Regions from separate parts of the Mus musculus genome. Here region 2 is linked to region 1. The links are chromatin loops, found by intact Hi-C in ENCODE. Cell type or tissue: gastrocnemius. All regions are shown on one strand. Region 1 overlaps Fryl (FRY like transcription coactivator). Region 2 overlaps Fryl (FRY like transcription coactivator).

Region 1 (8,000 bases):
GGGTCGTCTTAGTGGGGGTTGTCTTCCTCGTCTTCCTCGAGCTTTAGTCTATAGAATCTTTCTGTGGTAGACTTCAGGTGAAAAACATGGATCACACGCCAGAGCTGCCCCAGGGCTTCTATGTTTAGAAACTGTTTTTGGTGGGAATAGTTTAGATGAGGATAAATAAACATTTTCGAAACGGCTGTTGGTAGAACAAGCGCAGGTTTTAGTTTTGCTATCTGTTATGGCTGAATGAGAAGAGAAACACTGAACTAACTAGTAAGGGGAAAATGATTTCATTCACACACGATAGAAGCAGAGTATTGAGGGGTTAGAATTAATAAGCTATGGATGCATGTTCTTAGCGGGGAACATACCAGCTTCTGAATATGGACTTTAATTAATTAATTAATTAATTTCCGTTAATTATTTTATTTATTTACATTCCAAATGTTCCCCTCTCCTAGTCCCCCTTCCCAGAGTTGTTCTCATCATCCCTCCTCCCCTTTGCCTCTGAGAGGTTGCCTCCCCCCAGCGCCCTTCCCAGTGTGCATCAAGTCTCTACAGGATTAGGTTCACCCTCTCCCACTGAGGCCGGACAAGGCAGTCCTCTCTGCTACGTATGTGCCCAGGGCCACAGACCAGGCTGTGTGTGCTCTTTGGTTGGTGACTTAGTCTCTGGGAGCGCCCAGGAATCTGGGTTAGTTGACACTGTTGGTCTTCCTATGGGGTTGCCATCCCCTTCAGCTCTTTCAATGCTTCCCTTAACTCTTCCATAGGGGTCCCTGGCCTCAGTCCAATGGTTGGCTGTAAGGATCTGTATCTAAGTCGGCTACCGGTAGAGCCTCTCAGAGGACAGCCATGCTTCCTGTCTGCAAGCATAACCTAACGTCAGTAATAGTGTCAGGGTTTGGCCACCCATAGGATGGGTCTGAGTTGGGCCAGTCACTGGTTATGGTTAGTCTTTCCTTCATCCTCAGTCTCTCCTTTTTTTTTTTTTTTTTTAAGAAAAAAAAAAAAGGAGGGGTGGTTTCACTATAAAGTTCCTTTCCTGGAGCTCACTGTGTAGACCAACCTGGCCTCAGACTCACAGAGATATGTATCTGTCTGACTGTCTCGGTCTCTGGATGTGGGGATTAAAGCTGTGTAGCATTGCTGGCTCCAAGGACTTTTTATATTATAAAGATGCCAGGTTTTTTTTTTTTTCCCCCAAGTTAATGTGTAAGATATGTATAGCCATGGTGGTGTGACTAACAGTAAATTTGGTATGTAGGACTATGTGTGCCAGGAGATGCTAACACTCTGTCTCAAGCGTGGAAGTTTTTATGGTGGTAAAGCCAGGACTAAATCTCAGTAAACAAACCCAGAAGAGCTGGTTAAAGCTTGGGAGAGACGCTCTGTATTAGTAGCCAAAGAAACTTTCAGGAGGACGACGGACTAAAGTTGAATAAATAAAAGAACAAAGAAGGAGTTACAACAAAGCCCTGGTAGCTGTTTCTCTGTCAAAGTGGTGAGCCTCTCTTTTTAGCCCTTTCACTGTAAAAAAAGTTGAAAAATCCAACCGGAAAGTCTGATGTGGTAAACGCTGTGTTAAGGGTCCTTGTGGAACTTAGAGGAGAACGGGGTGCATCGAGATTCTTGGTTCTGGGGGAAATAAGATTACCAATGGCAAGTTCTGAGAAACTAGGACAGGGTCTCATGCTCCAAAGCCCCTTCTCCCCTGTGAAATGATAGTAAATTGGAACTAGTCAGATGGGTGGCGGTGGCCATGCACGCCTTTAATCTCAGCACTAGGCAGAGGCATGTGGATCTCTGTGAGTTTGAGGCCAGCCTGGTCTATCTAGAGAGCGGTCCATGACAGCCAGGGCTACACAGAGAAACCCTGTCTTGAAGAACTCAGAGAGGGCTCAGTGGGTGAAAGGTCCAAGCCTGATAACCTGAGGTCATTACCTAGAACCTGCAAGGTCAAAGGAGAGAACTGACTCTCGTGGATTGTCCCCTGACCTCCACATGAGTGCAATGACCTGTGACACACACACCCTCCCTCACACACACAATAAGCACACAGTGTAACAATTTTCAAAATATCCTCTTTTCGCTGGCTAGTGTCATGTAAGTTCGGAGTAGTGTCCGGGCTGTGGATGCCTCCACCCTCCCTCCCACTCAAGAGCGGCTTGGCTGGCTCTGTTTTGGTGACGGAGGGAGCAAGCTGTTACCAAGTGCTGTAGACGGTGCGCTGGGTGTGGTGTAGACGTGTGGTTTAGACCCCGCAGGTGAAAACCATGAGCAACAATGATGGATATCACCTATTTAAGAAACTACCAAGCCACCTCCCAAGCCATTGCCGTGTCTTGTATTCCTGCCAGCAGCGAGTGATTTTTTTGTCTCTGTTTGTCCCTCTTCCTTCTTCACCAGTGGTCAGCTTGGGAGCCCCGCCACTCCAGTGGCCGTGCATCCTTGGCAGTTCCCAAGCACTTAACTGGGGTGAGGGTCTTTCACACGCCATCTCTGTGTTCTCTGTACAGTGCCTGTTTTTAAGTTGGGCTGTTTTTCTTATGTTGTCGTTTATGTATTTTGCATACAAATCCGTTATTAGATTTTTTTCCTTCCTTGGGGATAGCCTTTTCATCCTTATCATTGCTTTTTGCATTGTTTAATAATTTTTCTTCCCACTCACCTGTCTTGATTTTGGTGTATGTAGCAAGCCCCAACTGAATTCAAGGTCACCTAGGTCTTCTCCTATGTTCCAGGGGACATACAGTTTTTGAATTTTATGTTTGGGTCTCTGTGTTTCGTTTTCAGTGAGATTTTATGGAAGGTAAAAGTTCTGTTAAACTTCTTTTTCTTTTTTTTCTTTCTTTTTTTTTTTTTTTTGCCCCCTTAAACATGTGGGTGTCTCGTTGTTCCATCCGCATTTGTTGAAAAGTCTTTCTTCTTGTTGCCTTTCCTTTGCTCCCTTGTCAAAGATCAGTTGACTATATTTGTGTGGGTCTATTTCTGGGCTGTCTGTTCTGTCCCATTGATCTGTTTGTCTGTTCCTTTGCCAATAACACAATGCCTTGATTACTGGAGATTTATAATAAGTCCTGAAACCAGGTAGTGTCTGCCCCTGGGCTTCATTCATTCTCCTTCCATATTGTTCTGGCTCTTTCTGAGTTGTTCTTCTTGCTGTATAAACTTTTAGGATTACTTCATTGGTGTCCATGAAATAACCCTCTGGCGTAGGTTTGCTTTGATTATGGAAGTCGTCGTGTCATCATCGTCTTCTTCTTTTCTTCTTTTTTTCTTTTTCCTCTTCCTCCTCCTTCTCTTCCTCCTCATCCTCCTTTTCCTCCTCCTCCTCCTCCTCCTCCTCCTCCTCCCCTTCTTGGTTTTTTAAATAATAGTTCTAAGGCCCTTTCTTTCTTAAGTGTCATCGAAACTTATTGCTAGATGGTATAAACATCAGTGAGTATAATAGTAAGCAACTCTATGGTGCCATTGAATTTCTGTACCACATAAGCCTCTTATGCGTAGTGGTTATATCTGAGTTATATTAGCCTATGCCTACAAAGGAGAGAGAGATTGGGAGAGGGGGAGGCGGAGAGGGAGAGAGAGAGAATGTGTATTTGTATGCATGCACACTTGTGCATGAGTGCATAAATGTGTGTGTAAAGGCCAGAGGTCAATGTTAAGATGGGGCAATGGCTTGGGAGGGTAGCCTTTAGGTAGTTTCTTACAACAGTGACACTCATCATTGTCATTTATGGTTTTCACCTGCAGGGACTAAACCACACATCCACACCACACCCTGCTCACCCTTTACAGCAACAGCTTGCTCACAGTCACCAAAACAAAGCCAGCCAAGCTGCTCTTGAGTGGGAGGGTGGGTGGAGGCATCCACAAGGGGACTCTACTCTGCACTTACATGACAGAGGTCAAATGTCTTCCTTAATTACCTCCCAGCTTATTTTTAAGTAAGATTCTCTTGCTGAACCTAGAAATGACTGGTTTCAGTGAGGCTGGCTGGCAGTGAGCTGCTAGGCATCCACCCGTCTCTAGCCCATCCCTTGCCACAGTCCTGGCGTCACAGGTACATGCTGTCACATGGGTGAAGCATGCTTTTACATGCATGCTGGGGACTGAAGTCTGGTCCTCGTGTTAGAGCAACAAGTGTTTTGCCTATTTAGCCATGCATGCAAAGTACCCTGAAGTCCATTGTTCTAACAACCCCAGAGACACACCGGGCCCAGGGTTATGTCTCTTCCTTTGCCTTTGCCTGAATTTGAATTTATCACGGGACAGGTGTTTTATTAATAGGACAGCTGCTTTATTGCATGTAATATATCAGCACGGTGCTATAGAGAGTGAACTATATAAAAAAAATACCAGTAATTTAACATTTTATGTGGCGCTTAAGTGAAAACAGAAATGCCGAACGAAATGAAAACTATCCAGTTGTTGCTTCATCCTAACGTAGCTATTCATGGTCAGTGGGGTTAATGTGACTGGATTTTTCTGTTTGAAATTCAACGCCTGGACCATGTTTGTAAGACTTACACTCTAACCTTTATTTTATTCCTTCACTCTGCTCTTCTAGAGGATATGAGTTCAATTCCCACCACCCACATTGGGTGGCTCACAAGCACCTGCAACTCCAGCTCCAGAGAATCCTCCACCCTCTTAGGGGCTCCGTGAGCACTGTACTCACAGGCACACACACACTCACACACACTCACACACACTCACACACAGAGACACACACAGACATGATTAAAGCTTAAATACTAGGAAAACACAGCCCTCCTATTTGACTTTATGAAATATTTAACTCAAGTGGTCAAGTGTCACCGAGCATCTTGGTTAGGGTTTCTGTTGGTGTGAGAAAACACCATGACCAAAAAGCCTCGTCAGGGTAGGTAACCGGTTCAAGTTCACTGACACTTCCAGTTAACTGTCCCTCTCTGGGAGAAGTCAGGGTAGGAAGCCAAGCCCAGCAGGGGGCTGGGGGTCAGAGAGGGATGGAGAAGCCAAGAGGGGCTCAGCTTACTGGCTTGCTCCCCATGGCTTGCTCAGCCTGGTCCTCCTAGCCCTTTGACAGATGACAAATGTTGCCCAGTTCTTACGTATTATCAGAAACCTGGTAAAAGTGAGTATTTTTTGTGCTGATCGGGCACTTTATTTATTCTCTCTCCATCCTTGTTGTTTATCTTCTGTTTTCTTTGGGAAGGTATTGGTAGTTTTCTAATTAATTTCATTTGTGTTTTGGGTTGGCTTTGAAAGTGGTCCGTTCTCTGTTTAACATGCTCCAAGTACTCCTCTGAGTTTCAGTTTAGTTTCCTGTATCTATTCTTCTTGTTGTTGTCTCAAATCTGATATTGTGGTTTGTACATTTTTCTCGTGTCATTTGGTATTTCTGAATCATATCATTTCAGTTGCTCGTGCTATTAACAGGTCTATATAAAAAAAATAAGTTCTCTTCTAACTCTCTGTTATTGGGATATTTAATAGCCTGAAATTTCAGCAGGAAGATACTTTTTTCCCTTCCATTTTTGTAGTAATAAGTACAACAGAATAATAAGTAATAAGTAAAAGATAAATTGAAATGCTGTTTGAACTTATTTAATCATAAACAGTTGGTGTTGGTGAAAGTTAGAGGTTTTAAGTTAGAAATGAAGTTTTCCCTGGAACCTTGACTTCCTTGACAAATGTCTTTCACTGTGCAGTCATGCAACCTTAGAGCCGTGGTCCACACCCTTCCTAACACTGTGACCCTTTAATACACTTCCTCGTGCTGTGGTGACCCCAAACAGTAAAGTTAGTTTTTATTGTTACTTCACAACTGTAATTTCAATGTTAGGAACCGTTATGCAAATCTTTTTTGCAGCTAGAGGTTGGCCAAAGGGCTTGGGACCCACAGGTTGAGAACCTCTGTCTTGGCACATTTATTCATGATTGATTTCAGCGAGGGTAGAGGGCAACAAGGGCGAGCCATTTGAGATGAGCTGTGTCTTTTTGGCTCATAAGGGGCCAAAACTAATTTTTAAAAATGTAAGATCTCTGACTTGGTCCACAGTGACGCTGGTTAATAGATTCTCCTCTCAATAATACACAATGTTGGGTCGTGACACATCGGAGACAAGCAGGCCATTGTTTGAGATAATGTGTGCTGTGTTCCAAGGACTGTGAATTTTTGCCTCGGATTATGTTTATGATACAATTTTAATTCTAGAATACAAAATGCGTTTTAACTCGGTGCTCATAAAAGGTACTTGTTAGGTTCGGTATTAGCAGTTTGTAATAATCTTTGGATTATTGTTGCAAATGTGTGTATATTTACATACTGTGTTTTACAGAGTAGGCATTTTAAGGTTTGAGACACCCCCCCACCCCCACCATGTGGCCTAGGCTGACTTAGCAATAACTTTCTCACCCATGCTGATCTTGAACTTGTGACCATAAGTACCTCAGGCTCTGGATTACTAGAACGCAAGCCCGTGCTGCTATTAGAGTAGACTTTTCTTTGACCTAAAAATGCAATGTAGGCTTCAAATTTATGTGCTTTTAAAACAAATTTGCTGTCCTGTTCTGATGCAGACACCCACAGCCATTCAGTGTTTAAGCACCCATTTTCTGCATCCCCTTTTCAGGGCTGGGGTTAACTAGGTGACAGACAGTTCCTTATGCAGAGAAGGCAGGGGCCAAAGAGCAGGTTAGAAAGCAGCATAGGCATTGGATTCCAAGTCTGTGGTACACTAGGCCAGCAGAAGTCACGAATACAGTCTTTGTTAAGCCTCGGGCTGGGAAGACAGGCATGACTGGATGAGTTATAGGTGAGAGTGATGTAGGTTAATGCTCTTTCCACCACGCATGACGGGATTCACACCACTTGACAGACACATATCATCTCTATCAGAGCAGACGGTCACAGCATCTTCTGGGTGACTTAAGAGAAGGCACGGCAAGTTACTGCTGATTCCTGCTCCTCACCTTAGTACCAAAAAAAACTGGATGAGGCTCTGAGCCTTTACTTTCAGCATCTTCTTAGCCCAAGCTCCAGCCATCTCACTGGCTGCGTGGACTGGCATCCCTGGTGCTGTGGTTGGGTTCCTCAGATTCACTCTCCAGAGAAGCCAGAGAGATTTATAAGGACAAGTCAGATTCCATCCCTCCCCACTAAATGTCCTTCATGGAGTCCTAAAGCGCGTATCTCCCTCCACCCTGGCGCCCGCCCTTGGTCTTTTTGTTTTCTCCTCTTCGGTCTTGAGTGTTCCACTCCCTTCTTCATCATTTAGGCCTGCAGCTGTAGCTTCTTTAGTGAAGCCTCACGTGTGCGCCTTTCAAGGTAGCTAGCATCTTCAAGTTCCCAATCCTGCTCCTGTTTCGTGTACTTATCTCTCGGATTTCCTTCATTCCTCCGGACCAGCAGTTCTCAGCCTTCCTAATGCTGCGGCCCTTTAATACAGTTCCTCAGGTCGTAGTGACCCCCCCAACCATAAAATTATTTTCACTGGCTACTTCAAAACTGTGATTTCAGTGCTGTCTTTAATCATGATGTAAATATTTTTTTGGAGATAGAAGCTTGCCAAAGAGGTCACGACCCACAGGTTGAGAACCACACTGCTTTAGAATTTAGTCGTTCAATAAATATTTTGTCATGCCCCTGAAGTGTGCCAGGCACTGTTTCTAGGTACATGGGAATCACCTAGGCCAAAGCAAATCAGATGAGAATGCCTGATGTTTTGGAAACCGCATGAGTGAAAAGTGGCCACTGCCTAGCAGTAAACGCGATGCCGGGCTACACTGCAGATGTGCTAGGTAGTTCTAGGTAGTGCTGGGTAGTGAGTGCTAGGTAGTGCTAGGTAGACATCAGAATGGCAAGCGTGAGAGGGGGCTGTGAAGGAGGACGACCAAGCCTGGGGGATCCAGGAGGGGTCGAGCTGTGATGACTGCTGAGGTGGATGGAGCAGGTCCAGGTCCCACAGAGCCGGTTAGTAACACAGGGCTCTTCTGTCTCTCTCACTTCCAGCTTCAGCACC
Region 2 (8,000 bases), 89 kb before region 1:
CTCTTTCTACTCCTTCAGTGTTCGGGCTCTCTTACTTTTTCCGGTTTTTACACGTATGTATGGTGTACATGTACGTGTATATTCACGTCTGTGAGTGTAGGTGCACGTGAGGCTGATGAGGGGATCATCTTTGAGGGCTCTTCCACCTTATTCAATGAGACAGGGCCTCTCAATCAAACCCAGAGCTTGTCGATGTGGCTAGTCTAAATAGACAGCTCGCTCTGGCGGTCTCTTGTCTCCCCTAGAGGACTGGGCTTGGCTTACTGGCCGACTGCCATCCCTGCCTGTATTTACTTTAGTTCTGGGGATTGGCGCTTTATTCGACACATTGCCCGTTACCCCTGAAGCATCATCCCAGCCACTCAAAAAGGTGTTCTCTTCTTTGTTGTCATCAGGTAGCTCAAAGTCATCACACACACACACACACACACACACACACACACACACACACACACACGCGCGCACACACACGCTTTCATACCTGCCACTGTGTCCCATCTTGCCCCACCTATCATTCTAGGCTGCTTTCATCCGATTGTTGAACTGCAGGTCACTTGTGATTTCCTGACTTTTCTCTTCTTGTCTTGGTTAATGTGTGGGAAGGCAGAATGTGTGGATAGGGTAGGTGGTGTGTTTGGATCTCTCTTCCTTCTTTCCTTCCCCTGTTTCTCTGTCTCTGCTTCCCCAATGCCTGGCTTTTTACGTGGGTGCTCAGAATCTGAACTCGGGCCCTCATGCCCGTCCGGGAAGCACGTTACCAACTGAGCCATCTCCCCAGCCCGTCTTCTCCCTTTAAAACACGTTTTCCACAGATATGGTAGTACCTGTCTGTAGTTCCAGCCCTTAGAAGGCAGCAGGATCGTTACACATTTGAGGCCAGCCCAGGCTACATGGCCAGACCCCATCTCCAAAGATTTAAAAGAAAAAAAAAAAAAAAAAAAAGAAACAACAACAACAACAAAACCCTAACCAAATAAAAAGAAAGCCATCCCCTACAAACAACAATGGCAACAAAATCATATTTTTGAAACAGATAAAAGTTAAAGACAGGTTGTGAGGTAGACCGTGTGAATTGCTGTCTGGATTTTGCTTAGGGCCATTCTGCTCGTTGTTTAGGTTCATTCGTTCAGAACATTTTGTCTGGGCACTTCTTGCTTTCTTTACCTTTGAGTATCTAGACACATCTACAGATAATTTTGGTGACTCTTTTTCTTAGATATATTCATTGTGACATGATTTCATTGTTTTTTTTTTTTTTTTTTTTATGGCTGAATAAAACTCTGCAAATCATTTGAGAGAAGCTCGCAGCTACCACGTGCCTTAGTTGGGGTTTCTCTTGCTGTGAAGAGACATTGAGCACAAGGCAAAGAAAACGCTGATTTGGGGCTGGCTTACAGTACAGAGGCTTAGTCCACTGTCATCATGGCAGGGAGCTTGGAAGCGTGCAGGCAGACATGGCGCTAGAGAAGGAGATGAGAGTTCTACCTGTGGATTGGCAGGCAGCAAGGAAGAGAGAGACACTGGGCCTGACTTGAGCACTTGAAACCTCAAAGCACGCCCCCCTCCACCCCCCCAGTGACGAACTTCCTCCAACAAGGGCACATCTCCTAATAGTGCCACCCTCTATGAGACTATGGGGGGAGGGAAGCATTTTTATTAGTACCGTCACATTGTGATTCTCTGTTCTTACTCATAAATATTTCATCATATATCACTAAACACACACACACACACACACACACACACACACACACACACACACACACACCAGACAAGGACTCCCTCAAGCAATCTGGGGCAATGATTTGATCCTGAGCAGTATCCATGTCCCAGGTTTCCTTCTCTGAGCACCGGATGTTTTCCACAGAACAGCATCACACAGGTGAGGCTGACAGACTGTAGTCACACTCAGTCTGCTGGCATCAGGGGCGCACACGCAGAGTCAAGATGGTATTTTCAAGACTTGTTCTGATAGGAGGAGGTTGCTCAGCCTGAACCTCTCCCTTTCTCAGGACTGAGCTCGAGCTGGGAGTCTGGAGAACAGGCCACGCTCTTGAAAACCAAGTTCAGTTTGGATGCAGTCAGTAGTCAGTTCCCCAGTTAACCCTCACCACCTCCATGTAGCAGTGGCTATCTCGGGTGTGGGTGGTCCATATTTAAACCCACTGATAGCCAGAGACGCCCTCTACAACAACCTTGTACCTCATAATCTTCCCCTTCATCATTTAGGCGGTTCTTCCAAGCTTCTCCCCAGATGACCTTCCACTATGTTCTCACTGGGTTGGCAAAGTCGGGTCACTATCAGCCCGTCACTGTCGTAGGAGAGCAGGAGTACCAGGCTTACTTTAGCTCCCCAGTGCTTTATCCCATGGACCTGAAGGACCTAATCACCATATCTATCATACAGGAAAAATGAAAAAGTAAACTCCTTTCTTTAATCAGAGTAAGAGTGGACGCTCTGTGGCTAGTCAGCCAGCAGCCTTCTTCTGGAATGCTCTGTGCACATCTTCTTCATTCCTTAATTGAGAAAAGACGCTGCACATTTGTCGTGAAGCCAGCCTCCTAATTATTCTGTCTCTTGAATAGAATCCATCCCATTCTTCTTCGGTGGAGTTCACCAAGTTTCTGATTTAATGGGATGAATTGTCTCTCCTGCCTCGCAGCTGCCATCCTGGGACACATTTCTCATTTTGTTCTTGGATCCTGGCCACCGCTTCTTGTGTCTCTCGCTCGAATCAAGCTTTATCCTTTTCCACCCTAGCTTTGCTGAAGGACACCTTCAAGTAAATGGACTTATTCTGCCTTCTTCCTCGATTGACAGCTTAGATAGAAAAGTCTATGCTCAAATAATTTCATTTTGGAAGATTCTGAGTCTCTGTCCTCTGCTACTGTCTGATTTGAAATTAGATTTAAAAAAAAAGGCTTATTTTTATTTTATGTGTATTACGGGTGTTTTGCCTGTGTGTGTGTCTGTGCACAATGGGTGGTATATAGTGCCTGTGGGGGCCAGGAGAGGGTGTAGGATCATCTAGGACTGGAGTTATAGATGGTTGTAAACCACTGTGTAGGTGCTGGGAAGTGGGTGCTCTGGGAGAGCAAGCCAGTGTGTACGTTGAAATTGTACTTTTAACCCTCCCTCCCCCTTTCCACTCGGACTACTTAGGGTGCCCATTATTTTGGTTTCTGTGAACGTTCACAGATGCTCATCTTCGTGGTCGTCTGACTTCCTGTCTTATTTTCTACCTCCTCCTTACTCTGGGTCCCGTAGTCTAGTTGATTTTTCTGGTCTGTGGTTGGCCCGTAGGGTACCCTTGACCTAGGTGACAGCTGCATCCCGAGTCCGTTCCTCTTTGCTCTCGAGGGAGGAAGAGCTCAGTATGTAGGGCTGATGGATTTCTCAAGCTTCTCCTCAGCCTAGAGGCACAGTGTTGACTGTTGCTTGGTCATTTCTGTGTGTTTTGTTTACCTGGCCAGTGATGGTTCTCTGTGTGACCCACATGTCTTGTGTGTCACATGCTGGGAGCGAGGCTTTCTTGGATTCACATACCGACTGGTCTGTGAATAGTGTCTGGTGGGCCCGAGGTACTTGGAGCAGTTGTGGCTGTATTGGGTTCTATAAAGAAGAAAGTAGGAAATGAAAAAAAAAATGCTGTTCAAAACTGTCAAATGCAGAGATCAGACTGGCTCTGTGCTATGTTAATATATATTATATATGGTAAAATATATTAAAATATATTATTATATATTATATAGTATATATTAATATAACTTATATAACACATATAACATGTTTTATTAGTTATATAATAAAATGTATTTTATATATCTATATATAATTATATATAACACATTAGTTATATAATATATATTTATTTTTATTTTTTATTTATTTTTTTGAGAAAGGGTCTTTCTTTGTATCCCTGGCTGTCCTGGAACTTCCTATGTGGACTAGGCTGACCTCAAACTCCGAGATTTGCCCACCTTAAAGGTGTGCTGTGCCACATGCCCAGCTGAAGTCATTATCCTAAGTGATAGTCCATGCGCGTTTCTTCAGGATTCCAAGAGCCCTGTACACTTCACCAGTGGGGAGCCCTGTACACTTAACCAGTGGGTCCTTTGAGTAGCACTGGCCAGGGACAGCTGCCAGGCCTGTGCGTTTTCAGGGACCAGCCTTCATAGTGGGGCTGACTGAATCAAAGAGCTGTGCTAACATTTGATCACAAAGCACCTCCTGGCTGCAGGCCTACCTGCCATGATGCTTCTGTCTCTCTCCTCCGCTTTCCAACAGTTGAGCCTGCCAATGGCACTGGTAGGATTTGTCTCTCCATGCTAGAATGTTCTTAGCCTTGCCTCAGGCGGCACCTTTCCTGAGAGGTTGACCGCAGCTCCTGCTTACCTGTGCTTCTTCCCAATTTTCTTTCTTTTTTTTTCTCTCAGTTTGTTTGTTTGTTTGTTTCTCTCTCTCTCTCTCTCTCTCTCTCTCTTTCTTTCTTTCTTTCTTTCTTTCTGTTTTTTTCAAGACAGAGTTTCTGTCCTGGAACTCACTCTGTAGGCCAGGCTGGCCTCGAACTCAGAAATCCGCCTGCCCCTGCCTCCCAAGTGCTGGGATTAAAGGCGTGCGCCACCACCACCCCACTACTCTCAGTTTCTTACGCTCCAGCTACTTACCTATAATTCCTTGTCTCCTGTCCTCAAAGTGCTAGCTAGCTACAGGAAGTTTAGGGTTCTCCATTTCTTTTTAGAGTAGTTTTTTTTTTTTGATTTATTTATTTATTATATGTAAGTACACTGTAGCTGTCTTCAGGCATTCCAGAAGAGAGAGTCAGATCTCCTTACGGATGGTTGTGAGCCACCATGTGGTTGCTGGGATTTGAACTCCTGACCTTCGGAAGAGCAGTCGGGTGCTCTTACCCACTGAGCCATCTCACCAGCCCGGGTTCTCCATTTCTTGTGCCCTTGCTACATCTCCATTGACGTGGCAGGGTCTGACACCTAGCTGATGTCACATATGTGTACTGTCTGTGTGTGGTTTGAATGAGACAGGCATGTGTTCTCTACAGGTGCTGGATAAGACACGTGTGGGTCAGACCAGGTGAGCTGCCTCTATGGAGTCAGTGTGTGCCTTCTTTGCCTGAGAAATTCTAGTGTTCAGTGAGGCAGGGGATGAAAAAGGCTGAGGCTAAGCATACACACATGCACCCTGCCACTATTAGTTCCTATCAACTTGACATATGTGGGAAGAAGGAATCTTAACTGAGGAATTGCCTCTATCAGATTGGCCTGTGCGTTCATTGGGCACAGCTCTGGGACATTTTCTTGATTTCTGATTGGTGTGGGAAGACCCAGCCCACTATGGGTGGTGTACCATTCCTGAGCTGATGGTTCTGGTCTATATAAGAAAGGAAGGAAGGCTGGCCTGGGGTGGTCCATATGATTAATGTCAGCACTTGGGAGGCAGAGGCAGCCAGCCAGATCTCAGAGTTCGAGGCCAGCCTGGTCTACATAGCCAGTTCCAGGACACCCAGAGCTACAAAGAGAAACCTTGTCTAGAAACACACACACACACACACACACACACACACACACGAAAGAGAGAGAGAGAGAGAGAGAAAGGAAGAAAGAAAGAGAGAGAGAGAGAAAGGAAGAAAGAAAGAGAGAGAGAGAGAGAAAAGAAAAGAAAAGAAAAGGAAAGAAAGAAAGAAAGAAAGAAAGGAAGAAAGGAAGGAAGGTAGACCATGAACCTGGGAGCAAGGAGTCTCTGCTTCAGTTCCTGCCTCCTGGTTCCTGCCCTGCCCTTCCTCAATGACTGCCTACAAACTGGAAGATGCAATAAGCCTTTTCCTCAGTGAGTTGCTTTTGGTCAGTGTTTTGTTGCAGTAATAGAGACCAAACTAGGACAAACGCCTTCCCAGAATGGCTAGCCTCATTTTTCAGATCCTCTGGGCTACAGCATGGTCATACTGTTACAACCAGTTAGAGACCAAGCTGGGAGATGTAACATTTGGGTAGATAGCCATGTGTATAGCAGAGACGCCAACGTCCTATTGCTAACAAAGGGAGGAGAGTGGGTGTCAGTATAATTTGATGTGTAGCGATTTAAATCAGTGAGTACTTAGTGCTCACTCTGTGTTGCGGCTTTAAAAATATTCACATCGCCACCAGAACTTCTTTAGAAGGTCCTTTATTGTGTGTGTGTGTGTGTGAGAGAGAGAGAGAGAGAGAGAGAGAGAGAGAGAGCATGAATGTTGGCACACACCTGCCATGGTATGCAGAGTGCATGAGAACGTTTTCAGGCGTTGCTCTTGCCCCCATCCTGGTGTATATAGAGACAGGGTCTCTGTTGGACTAGCTAGTCCACAGCCTCTGGGAGGAAAACACCTCTCGTGTCTTTGCCGGGTTCCATTTCTCCACAGGAGCTCAGGGACTGTAGATGCTTATGCTGCATCGTCAACTTTGAGATGAGTTTCGAGATTTGAGCTCAGGCCCTCAACCATTTGGAGCAAGCTCTTCTGCCCACCGAGCCGTGGCTCTAGCCTTTAGCATCTCCTGATAGTACACAAGTCACTAACTAATGGTAAGACTAGTTTTAGATTGTTTCATTGTTTCATTCAATACAAGTTTTACAAACTTTGAAACAGTGTTTCCCTCTTGCTTGAATGGCAGCCCTTAGACAGTAATCATGACTTGTTAAAACAGGGTGGAGTTGGCCCAAGCCTTGCATCCCAGCATTCCCGAGACAGAGGCCGGCAGATCTGAGTGCCAGGCTAGCATCCTCTACAGGAGATCCAGGACAGCCAGGGCTACACAAAGAAAGCCTGTTTTGAAAACAAACAAACAAACAAACAAACAAACAAAAATGGGTGGAGACGGATGAAATTTGAGGCCCCTGAGGTGAGGGGCCCCTGCTTCTTTGTGAGAGCCTCAGCATAGAGCATGATTCTTCATCCTGTGTCAGATTGGCTGGTTAATGAGACAATCTTAGGTAACAGCCCCATCGAAATGTCAGGAAGAAGGAAATGAGCTCACAGATTTTGTTTGTTTGTTTAAATCTGAAGAAAATGTGTAGAAATTTGAATAAACTTAAAAAACAAATCCCCAGCCGGGCGTGGTGGCACATGCCTTTAATCCCAGCTCAGGCAGAGGCAGGTGGATCTCTGAGTTCAAGGCCAGCCTTGTCTACAAAGTGAGTTCCAGGACCGCCAGGGCTATACAGAGAAACCCTGTCTCAAGAAAAAAAAACAAAAACAAAAAACAACAACAAAAAAAACCCAAATCCCCTTTAAAATGATCTTCAGCATCGTCAGGCTTTGGTGAGTTTTGAAGTTCGTCACATGATTTACAAACCAAGGATGCCATCACTCACCTTTCTCCCTTGATTTTTTTTTTTTTTGAGGGGGGGTGCGTTTGTGTGAGGAAACTCAGTCCCCTCCCCCACTGTCCACTCCCCTCCCACCTCTGCTACCAACCAACACCCTTCTGTCTATCCCTGATGGATCTCCTCACCAGCTTTCTCCCTGTTGTTGGGTCAGGGGAGGGTTTCACTCTGCTCAGTAGCCGACCTTTCTGTGGTATCTGTACTGTTGTGTGAAGACCCACCCAGGAGCGGTTGGTTTGAAACAAAAACAGTCATCTATTTTGCTCACAGCTATGGGGTTTGCCTCAGCTCAGCCAGGCCTTCCCAATCTCTTAGATTCTCTTTGAGGCTGGCTGCCTGCAAGACAAGCCTGGGGCTTTCATGTGACAAAGGCCTGGGAAGCTTCACACAGCTGGGACTCCCGAGCTGTCCCTTCACACGATCTCTCCACAGGGTGACCTCAGGAGAGCAGGACTCCCACAGAGGTGGAGGCGCTTGGCCTCCAGGGCGGTGCTTCTGGAGACCATCAGTAGCTAAGTGTGCCCTTTTCTGGTACCCCTCAGCTCCTTACCACTTACCCCTTGTTGTTTGTGGGACAGTCACAAAGACTGCAGGGGTGAAGGGGAGGGGCCATGGGTCCACCCTC

What was found. A loop is a pair of places that touch in the nucleus more often than their neighbours do. Peaks named below come from ENCODE experiments on the same cell type or tissue, not always from the same donor. Only the 100,000 strongest peaks of a DNase experiment are listed, where the experiment ranks them.
Region 2: a loop joins it to region 1, with 1.8 times the contacts of the local background. A loop is called at or near these places in 3 of 42 quality-filtered maps.

What each region holds. Positions count from the first base shown.
Region 1 is chr5:73,148,213-73,156,212 of GRCm38, reverse strand. Fryl (FRY like transcription coactivator) reads left to right here. Exons shown (of 63, transcript NM_028194.2): 4 at 7,991-8,000. Among named protein-coding and RNA genes, the nearest start is that of 1700071G01Rik, 4.8 kb to the left of the region's middle. In gastrocnemius, no CTCF peak of the experiment used is centred here; a DNase peak (open chromatin) is centred at 4,957; H3K27ac peaks cover 249 bases.
Region 2 is chr5:73,236,825-73,244,824 of GRCm38, reverse strand. All of the region lies in intron 1 of Fryl (FRY like transcription coactivator), which reads left to right. Among named protein-coding and RNA genes, the nearest start is that of Fryl, 16 kb to the left of the region's middle. In gastrocnemius, no CTCF peak of the experiment used is centred here; DNase peaks (open chromatin) are centred at 256 and 4,228; H3K4me3 peaks cover 481 bases; H3K27ac peaks cover 1,638 bases.